2 separate regions of the Homo sapiens genome follow, and region 2 is linked to region 1. A link is a contact called in ENCODE Hi-C or POLR2A ChIA-PET data. All regions are on one chromosome and are shown on one strand. The core of a region is the stretch at or near the end of the contact, and the rest is flanking DNA. Distances in the headings are between cores, read along the strand shown.

What was found. Hi-C counts contacts between places; a loop is a spot of excess contacts on that map. ChIA-PET counts read pairs that join two places held with the same protein, here RNA polymerase II (POLR2A). Pooled maps may share reads with other maps.
Region 2: a map of IMR-90 shows a loop between it and region 1 (2.5-fold over the local background). The contact joins the enhancer-like site here to the promoter of PHF21A in region 1. A Hi-C loop is called at or near these places in 9 of 168 maps with a recorded cell type or tissue (HepG2, IMR-90, adrenal gland and 5 more) and 9 of 50 pooled maps. POLR2A ChIA-PET finds 5 or more read pairs at or near these places in 5 of 52 experiments (AG04450, CD4-positive, alpha-beta T cell, IMR-90 and 2 more).

What each region holds. Positions count from the first base shown.
Region 1 is chr11:46,119,253-46,123,344 of GRCh38, forward strand. PHF21A (PHD finger protein 21A) reads right to left here and starts at 2,202. Exons shown (of 19, transcript NM_001352027.3): 1 at 1,683-2,202. It overlaps LOC105376661 (a long non-coding RNA gene), which reads left to right and starts at 2,893. Exons shown (of 3, transcript XR_931252.4): 1 at 2,893-4,092. RefSeq lists silencers at 261-418, 602-661, 732-811, 2,225-2,284, 2,725-3,034.
Region 2 is chr11:46,048,175-46,052,266 of GRCh38, forward strand. The region is part of intron 6 of PHF21A (PHD finger protein 21A); the gene reads right to left. Among named protein-coding and RNA genes, the nearest start is that of PHF21A, 71 kb to the right of the region's middle. Within about 2 kb of position 2,222, at least 6 of the 41 ENCODE cell types and tissues checked have a DNase peak (open chromatin) inside an H3K27ac peak, as active enhancers do; they include IMR-90 and adrenal gland, where a contact is called at or near this core.

The sequences.
Region 1 (4,092 bases), core at 952-3,451:
ACAACTCCTTCCCCAGCTATGGGGCAAATCTTTGAAATCTGAAACACAGCCACAAAGTTCACTGTCAAGGCCAGGTGATGAGGCCCACACATGCCCGGACCTTCACTCAGATTTGAAATTCTAGAAATCCAGACTCCCAGAGACATCATTTTAAAAACAACACAATGTGGACGTGCAGAGTGAGATCCTCTACTTCCAGACCTAAACAAAGAATATTTCAACATATGACCGGAATATGATGACACCAGATTCACCAATGAAAACAAAACCTGCCGACCATTAGCAGTCGTACCCTCATCACAACAACTCAACTACTTAGAAATCACTCTCGGCACATCTGCACCCGACAACCGGCCTGTGGCCTTCTCCGGGGGTGCAAGCCACAGACAAAGTTGAAAGAAGGCGTTCTCCTCCGGTGCCCAATCTCGATACCAACCCCTCCCCTACCAGGGCCACCTTGCTGCTACCCACCATCGCGAACGTGGTCAGGGGAAAAAAAAAAAAAAGAAATCCTAACAGCACCGCTCAGCAGAATAAAGAGACCAAAGAGAGGATGACGAGAAGTGTTGGGAACTGCGTGCACGACGGGGCTGGACCAAACGGAAAGAGTCCCACTCCGCGCGCCCCTCCCCCCGGCGGGGGCGCGGGCGGGGGAGGGGCGGCCGCGGCCCCTCTCGGAGCGGCCTGTCCGCCCCGGCCCGCTCGGGGTCCCGGGGGCGCCCCGCGGCCGCCGGCGGCGGGGGCGAATGCGGGAGGGCCGGCCCCGGGGTGAGGGGTGCAGGCAGACTCTCCGGAATAACAAGTTGCAGAAGAAGAAGAATAAGCGGAATTTCCCCAACGCTGCTCCGGCCACCCAAGACAAATGCACCAACACACTCACACTCACACACACACAAACACACACACTGGGGCCCGGCAGCGTCAGCAGCCGCAGCTTTTTTTTTTTTAAACCAGATCCCTCAGTCAACAAACAAGATGGTTTTCCAAAAAAAAATTTTTTTTAATTAAATAAATAATCATAATAAAAACTTCCCCCCGACAGCATCCCGGGGTGGGGTGGGGGGGATGGAGGAGCCCCAGCTACCTCCCCGGCCGAGGGACAGCCGAGGGGGGGCGGGCGAGGCTCCGTGCCCCCCGCCCCCGCCCGCAGCCCCCGGCCGGCCCCCCGCCGGGACAATGTGACGCCCCCTCCCCGCCGCCCCCGGCACGCCGCCTCTGTCACCGGCTCCGGCCCTGCACTCTGCGCCCAGGCTTCCGAGGCTGCTCATAAACTTACTTCCAATTTATCCTGGGGAGGGGTGGAGGGCAGAGGGGAGGGGGGGGAGCCAAGGTTTTCCCATTGTCTTTTTTTTCGGGGGGGAGGTATGGGAAGGGCACGCAGGGGGGCGCCCCGAAGGGGAAGTTATTGCTCAAATCTCAAGTTGACTGAGGGGTCCTGACGAGAACACCCCCCTTTCCCTCCTCCCTCCCACACACCCCTCCCCTCCCCCTACCTCCCCCCACAACAAACTCCAAGCAGGCAGCCCCTGATCCTCCCAGAGACAAACACCAGCGACAAGACAGAGGGAGAGAGGAGAGAGGCAGAGGGGGAAGGGGGAGGGAGGGGAAATAGAGCTACTCCAGAAAAAAAGAGAGAGAGGAGAGTGAGAAGAAGAGAGAATGGAAAAGCTGGGATACTGCACCCTCCTGCTGCTGGCTGGCTGTCCCCCCTGGCAGCTGGAGGCAGGAACTCTGAGCAGGAGAAGCAGGAGGAGGAGGAGGAGGGAACTCTTCTTCATGGGGAGGGAGGGAAGAAGCTGGAGCTGCTGCTGCTGCTTCTGCTGCTGCTCTGGGCCTCTCGCACTTTTTAGATATTAGTGTGTTAAGATGGTAGGTTGTTCCCTTCTCCCTCCTCCTCCTCCTCCTCTCCTCTCCTCTCTCTCTCACTCACTCTCTCTCTCTCTCTCTCTCTGGGCTGTTTCTTTCCTCCTCTTCCCCAGGCAAGGGGGGGTGGGGAGGAGGGGGTTGGGGGGAGGAACTGGATCCTCCTCCTCCTCCAGGAGGGACACACACAGGCCCCGGGCCGGAATCGGGAGGGGGGAATCAGAGCAGCAGGAGAGAAACTGTAGGAGACAAACAAGCCCAACTCTTCATCCTCCTCCTCCTCTCAGCAGCAGCAGCGAGCACCACCAGCCCATTCACCACCCGGCCCCGGGCCGCAGCACCTCCGCCGCCTCAGCCCGGGGATCCCTCCGCCCAGGCCCAGACACACTCGCCCGCGCGGGAGCCCGCCGCGCGGCCCCGCCGGCCCGCCGCCGCCGCCGCCGTGCGCGCCCCCGCCGCTCCCGAGAGCCGGGCGAGAGGGACTGGGGCTGGGAAAGCGGGGACGAGGGCGAGGGGAGAGGAGGCGCCGGGGGAGAGCGGGCCGCGGCGGGGAGGGAGGGGGCCGCCGGGCGGAGTGGTACGGCGGCCGGCCCGGGCCCCCGCGCCTCGGCCCGCGGCTCCCGGGACGCTCGGGTCCCCCCACCGGGGGCGGTGGGGCGTCGGCGGGGGGGGCGACGGGGGCCCGCGGCGGCGCTCGGGCGGGCGGACTACTTGACGTGTCGGTGCGGCGAATTTATTTCACTTTGCCTAAGGAACGGGGTGTGCTGCGGCACCCATTGCCTAGGGAAAAAACCCGGATGTAAAGTGAGTGAAACTAAACTAGAGTGAAGTAGGGCAGCGGCAGCCAAACTCCAGTGCAGCGGCGGCGGCGGCGGCGGTGATGGGGCCGAGCACCGAGCGGCGGCGAAGGCAGCCAAACTCCGGGGCCCGTGCAGCGCCGCAGCTCGGCTCCCGTGCAGCCGCAGCCGAGGCGAGGCCGGAGCCCGCGGCGGCCCCCCCAACTCCGCGGCCCGAGCCCAACTCCCCCCTCCCGCCGGCGGGAGCTGCAAAGGGGCTCCAGAGCGGCCCCAACTCCCTCCAGTGCAACAGCAGTTTGAAGGGGGGGGGGGAAAGCCGTGAGGGGCAGGAGCGAGGAGAAGTGATGGGGAAGCACTGCAATGGGGGAGCGTGGTCCAGGCAACAGGAGAAAGATGCAACCTCAAGTCGAATGCAACATGCAATCCCCGGCCGCCGCTCGCCCGCTCCCTCCCCTCGCCACCCCGCCCCCTTTCCAAATAACTACCCTTGAACCACTTTATTAGCAGTACTTAGTCCAGCACTCGCTCCCGGGAGGGGCGGGGGACGGGGGCCTTCGCTCACCTTTATTTATTGCTGCTTTCTCCCCCCTCTCCATGTTTTTTATTCCTAAGTTCTTTTGTTCTAAGGGGGATGATGGCATTTACTTTTCTGCTTTGTGTAGCAGGGCAATCACTGGGAATCGGCCACGTATAATCCGGCGGTTTGTCATATTTTATTAGTGAAAGTATTTTATGCCTATTCTACCTCCAAGGACTGTAACATGGAGAATTGCAGGGAGGAGAAAAACATCAGAAGAATTCTTGTTTTGAGAGATTTCTTGGCGGGGCGGGGGAGGGCCTTTTTTTTTTTTTTTGGAGGGGGTTTATTTAGATTTTCGAATCGATAGTTTTCAACTTGAAGCTTAACGTTTTTGTATGGATGTATTACCGGATTCTAAACCCCCAACCACAATAAATTTTTTAAAAGTAAAAAATCTTAGATTAAAAAAAACCCCTACTGGACAGTGATATTATCTGATCTGTGCAGCACTCTGGACTTAACATAGTGTTGGCCTTCGAATGTTAAATAACAATAAACCCCAACCTCAACTGAATACAAATGGGGGGGTGGGGGGTTTTGTTTTTAAAGCTCAGCACTTTTGTAGCAACTGCCACTACGCATTTTCCAGGCATTGATTAGCCATGCAACTCCCATAGGCATGAAATCCAGTTTTTGCAGATAAAGAGCAACAGTGGTGAGATGATTTGCCCAAAGTCAAAGTGAGTCATTCGCAGAACCAGAAATAGCCTTGGACTTTACTAGTCACATCTTTTCCATTAAATAATATTTCTATTACCTTGTTATGTATTTTCACAAGAGGTGCTTTGAGATCATTGGATATGAAGGTATTTTTTTACTTTCGTGACCTGCAAAATTAAGTTTAGTTTCTCA
Region 2 (4,092 bases), core at 972-3,471, 71 kb before region 1:
AGCCCTGGGCAACCATTAATTGACTTTCTGTCTCCAGGGAGGTGCATATTCTAAACATTTTTTATAAACAGAATCATACAGTATAAGGCCTTTTGTCATTGGCTTCTTTTACTTAGCATGTTTTTAAGATTCATCCATGTTGTAGCATGTATCATTCTATATGTAGTACTTCATTCCTTTTTATTGTCAAATAATATTCTACTGTATGGATATACCACACTTTATTTAACTATCCATCAGTTTATGGGTTGTTTCCACTTTTTAGGTACCATGAATAATGCTATGAACATCCATGTAGAAATTTTTGTTTGAGGGCTGGGAGTGGTGGCTCATACCTGTAATCCCAGCAATTTGGGAGGCCGAGGCAGGCAGGTCACCTGAGGTCAGGAGTTTGAGACCAGCCTGGCCAACATGGTGAAACCCCATCTCTACTAAAAATACAAAAATTAGCCGGGCATGGTGGCATACACCTGTAATCCCAGCTACTCGGGAGGCTGAGGCAGGAGAATCGCTTGAACCCGGGAGGCAGAGGCTGCAGGGAGTCAAGATGGCGCCACTGCACTCCAGCTTGGGCGACAGAGCAAGACTCCATCTCAAAAAAAAAATAATTTTTTTTTTGTTTGAACGTATGCTTTCATTTCTTTAGGATCTATACCTGGAAATACATATACCTAGGAATAACTGCTCAGTCACATGGTAAGTCTATGTTTAATATTTTGAGAAACTATCAGACTGTTTTTCAAGTGGCTGTAACATTTTACATTCCCACCAGCAATGTCTGAGGAATAGATAATTGAAGCTAGACCACAGAAGGGAGACTATTAACTAGCTGTCTGTTAGGGAATGGCTAAACTAGCTCTGCAGAATGACAGCTTGTGTTACTGACAACAGGGATGACAATGCTTCACACCAAGTTTTAGAAAGGAGAGATTATCATTGTTGGGGCATTTTCCTCCTTTTCTCCCCACTTGCCTAGGCCTGGTCCAGGCCAAGGCAATATAAACAGCTTTTTACACACAAACTAATGTTGTTCCCATCTCTAAGAGAAAGTAATACAGAACTGTCAGAGCCAGGCTTTAAAAAGTCCTCTATCATTTCTCAAATCCTGATAGTAAGGTATGTTGTCCTTCTGAGTCTCCATAATTGCTGTATAAAAGTTATGAAATTTCTTATGCCCTCACCATTCCTTTTGATCCATTAGGTTGAACCCGGCCCAAATACATACGTTCAGTAGGTCAAGCATAGGCTAGCTTCAACACAGTGTATTCCTGTACAGTGGCATCTGCAAGCCAAATAGAACTGGTAGAGGGAAACAGATGGCTTCTAAAAGGGGAAGAGAAGAAAAACAGAAGGTCAGGTAGAAGAGGGTGTGGCGGGGGAAGGAGGGATAGAAAGAGGATAGGAGAAAGGAGAAGCATATTTCTGGTTTTGCTCTTCCCACCTGTCACAGCACTCTCCTTGCTGGTTGCCAGCATGCTCCCTTGCAAACACAGCTGCAAGTGACAAAGAGCAGCCGCTGTCCTACTCAGGGGGTCCCCTCCACGTTCCATATTGTAAACTATACTGAAATGCCAATTGCATACAAGAAAGGGAATTACACACCCATTAGAGTCACGAATAGCAAACTGCTGTCTATATCCAACAAATTAGCACTGAGAACCATAGGTTCCTAAAAACAACGTTAAGACTATCCAGCAAACAGTAAAAAGCAACAGAATCAAGAGATTAAGTACTAAAAAATGTGGCTTATTTTAATTTTGTATATTTGTCAGACCTGTGATTAACTCAATCAAAGTAGGACCATATTCTATCATATATTTCATGTAGTCACCACATGTTCAATTTGCTGTAGGGCTCTGCTCTTATGCAATTAAAAGAAAATTAGCAAGTCTTTCCCCAGCAGAGTTAGCGATTGCCACTAGGGATTGCCACTGAAAGGAAATGCTTCACGCCAAGTTTTAGAAAGAAGAGATACTAGCTGTTGGGACATTTGCCTCCTTTTTTCCCCCCTTAATTTGGCCTAGGCCAAAGCTACAGTAAAGGGAACATAAGCAGCTTTTTTACACACAGACTAATGTTGCCAGCAGCATTCCAGTGTCCTTGCTCACGGCAGGAGAAAGGCATAGGGACTAATACCACTGGGTCTTGTTGAAGAAAAGTGGCCGGCTTACTTTGATCAACTGAGTGGTGTGCTGATCAGTGTGATTTCCCTGTTCTGCTGACTGTGAGCATGTTGGGGAGAGCAGGAGAGCTGGCTTTTGAGAGGCCCATGCAGGGAGGCAAATTCCATAGCTGCCGAATCACAGAAAGCAACAAGAAATAAAAGAGGGCTGAACTGGAAGCAGACACCTTAATTCTGCCAGCATGTTACTTACTGATATAAGCATCTCTGGGAGGGGAATGAAGTAGGTACTTCTATAATTTTAATTCATCAATTGCAGTACTATACATAAAACTATTAAGCACAATGTTCAAGAGCATAGTCCAAGATCCTGAAACTATAATTTACAATTTTTAATTACTTCAATTTGATGGAGAAGAGAAAGAATGGGAATTAATAAGATTTTTAAAAATTAAAATTGAGGAAACAGGAACACATCAGCCTATGTGGCTCTTGGCATTGTTCGAGACAAAGGAAGTATGTCCAGCAACTGAGTATGTGTGCAGGACTACAGCTATGGCATACACCCCTCTCTACTATTTGCCAGAGAGGCAGCTGCTGGATTAACATGAGTTAATCTGCTTGTATGCTACACAGATTTTTTTCTAGTAAATTGCAAAAATTTACCTAAAGATAAATATAGCAGTCTCCGAGTTCTCTGTGCCATTCAGCTGCTGCTGAGAAACACTTCTGTTATCTTAAATTTCATCAGCAGATTGTACTCCTTCCTGGGAAACAGCAGCAAAAAGTAGCTTTCTAAAAGCATAGTTAGTCTCTCTGAGGTAAAATACACCACATTTAAATGGCTTCTTCCAAAAAGGATAACTTTCCACCTTTCAAGTTTTAATTCTTGATAAATAAAGTATGTGGTTTCTTATACTAGATCTAATCATTGCTGCTTTAAAGAGTAAATAGTCAATTGCAAATTGAGCAAATTGCTTTGGCTATCCTAGTACCAGAAATGAAATGGATTAGGTCAGCAGGTGGCATGTCATTTCAGTGCTGCCTGGGGGCCCAAAATACAGTTAGGTCATTTTTATTCTTGTGACAGCCGGAATGAAAACCAGAGCATTTACCATTACCTCCCACCTCCATTCTCATACCATCTTGGGCACAAAAGAGTTTACTAGGCCTTCATTTCCAGTGTCCAGACTCCTTCTGGGGCCTCGAGAGATAAATGGGTTGAAATTGCCTAAGGAAACCTCAAACAGAGTACTCTAACTTTGGTCTTCAGAAACACAAAGCTTCTTGTCTACACAAGAAAAACTGAGTTCTCATTAACCAGCTGTTTTTAAGCATGCCAATGTGCAATTCCATTCTGTAGTACTTTCCTTGAAGGAAGAGAATGGTCATCATGCCTCAACTCAAGGGGGTGAGGACACTGGTCTCTGCTACCACGAAGGAAGATATTAGAGGAAGACAAAGGATTGGATGAAGGAATGGACTTAAGCTAAGAAGCAGAAACAAAGGTGATGGGGGTGGGGAAACATGCAGAAGAAGAAAAGATAAACTGGGACAAAAATTCTTCTGTACAGAAACCAGGAGCCTCTTGCAATGGTTGGAACAGTTAAAATATCCAAAAATAGCTTTTCTATCAAGCCTTCTTTCCCCCATATGTGTTTCAAACTACTAGTAGAATTCCAAATATAAGGTAGCCTCCCAAAGTTTACTCCTATGAAAACAGTCAAAGGAATAGTCAATAGTCAAGGTTGAGATGATCCAGGAGTAGCATATGACCCAGGCCTAATGAGGGGACTCCAGTTCCCTGGCCACAAAAGGATGACTGATTCAAGAATGGACCTAAAACTTGTGCCCATGCTCTATGCTGGTACTTCCAGGAAAAAACAAACAAATAAAAAAAACTTTCCCTCTTCAATGGAGTTGATTAAATGGCAGGCTGTAAACCTAGAGCTGCCAGAGGCAACCTCTGC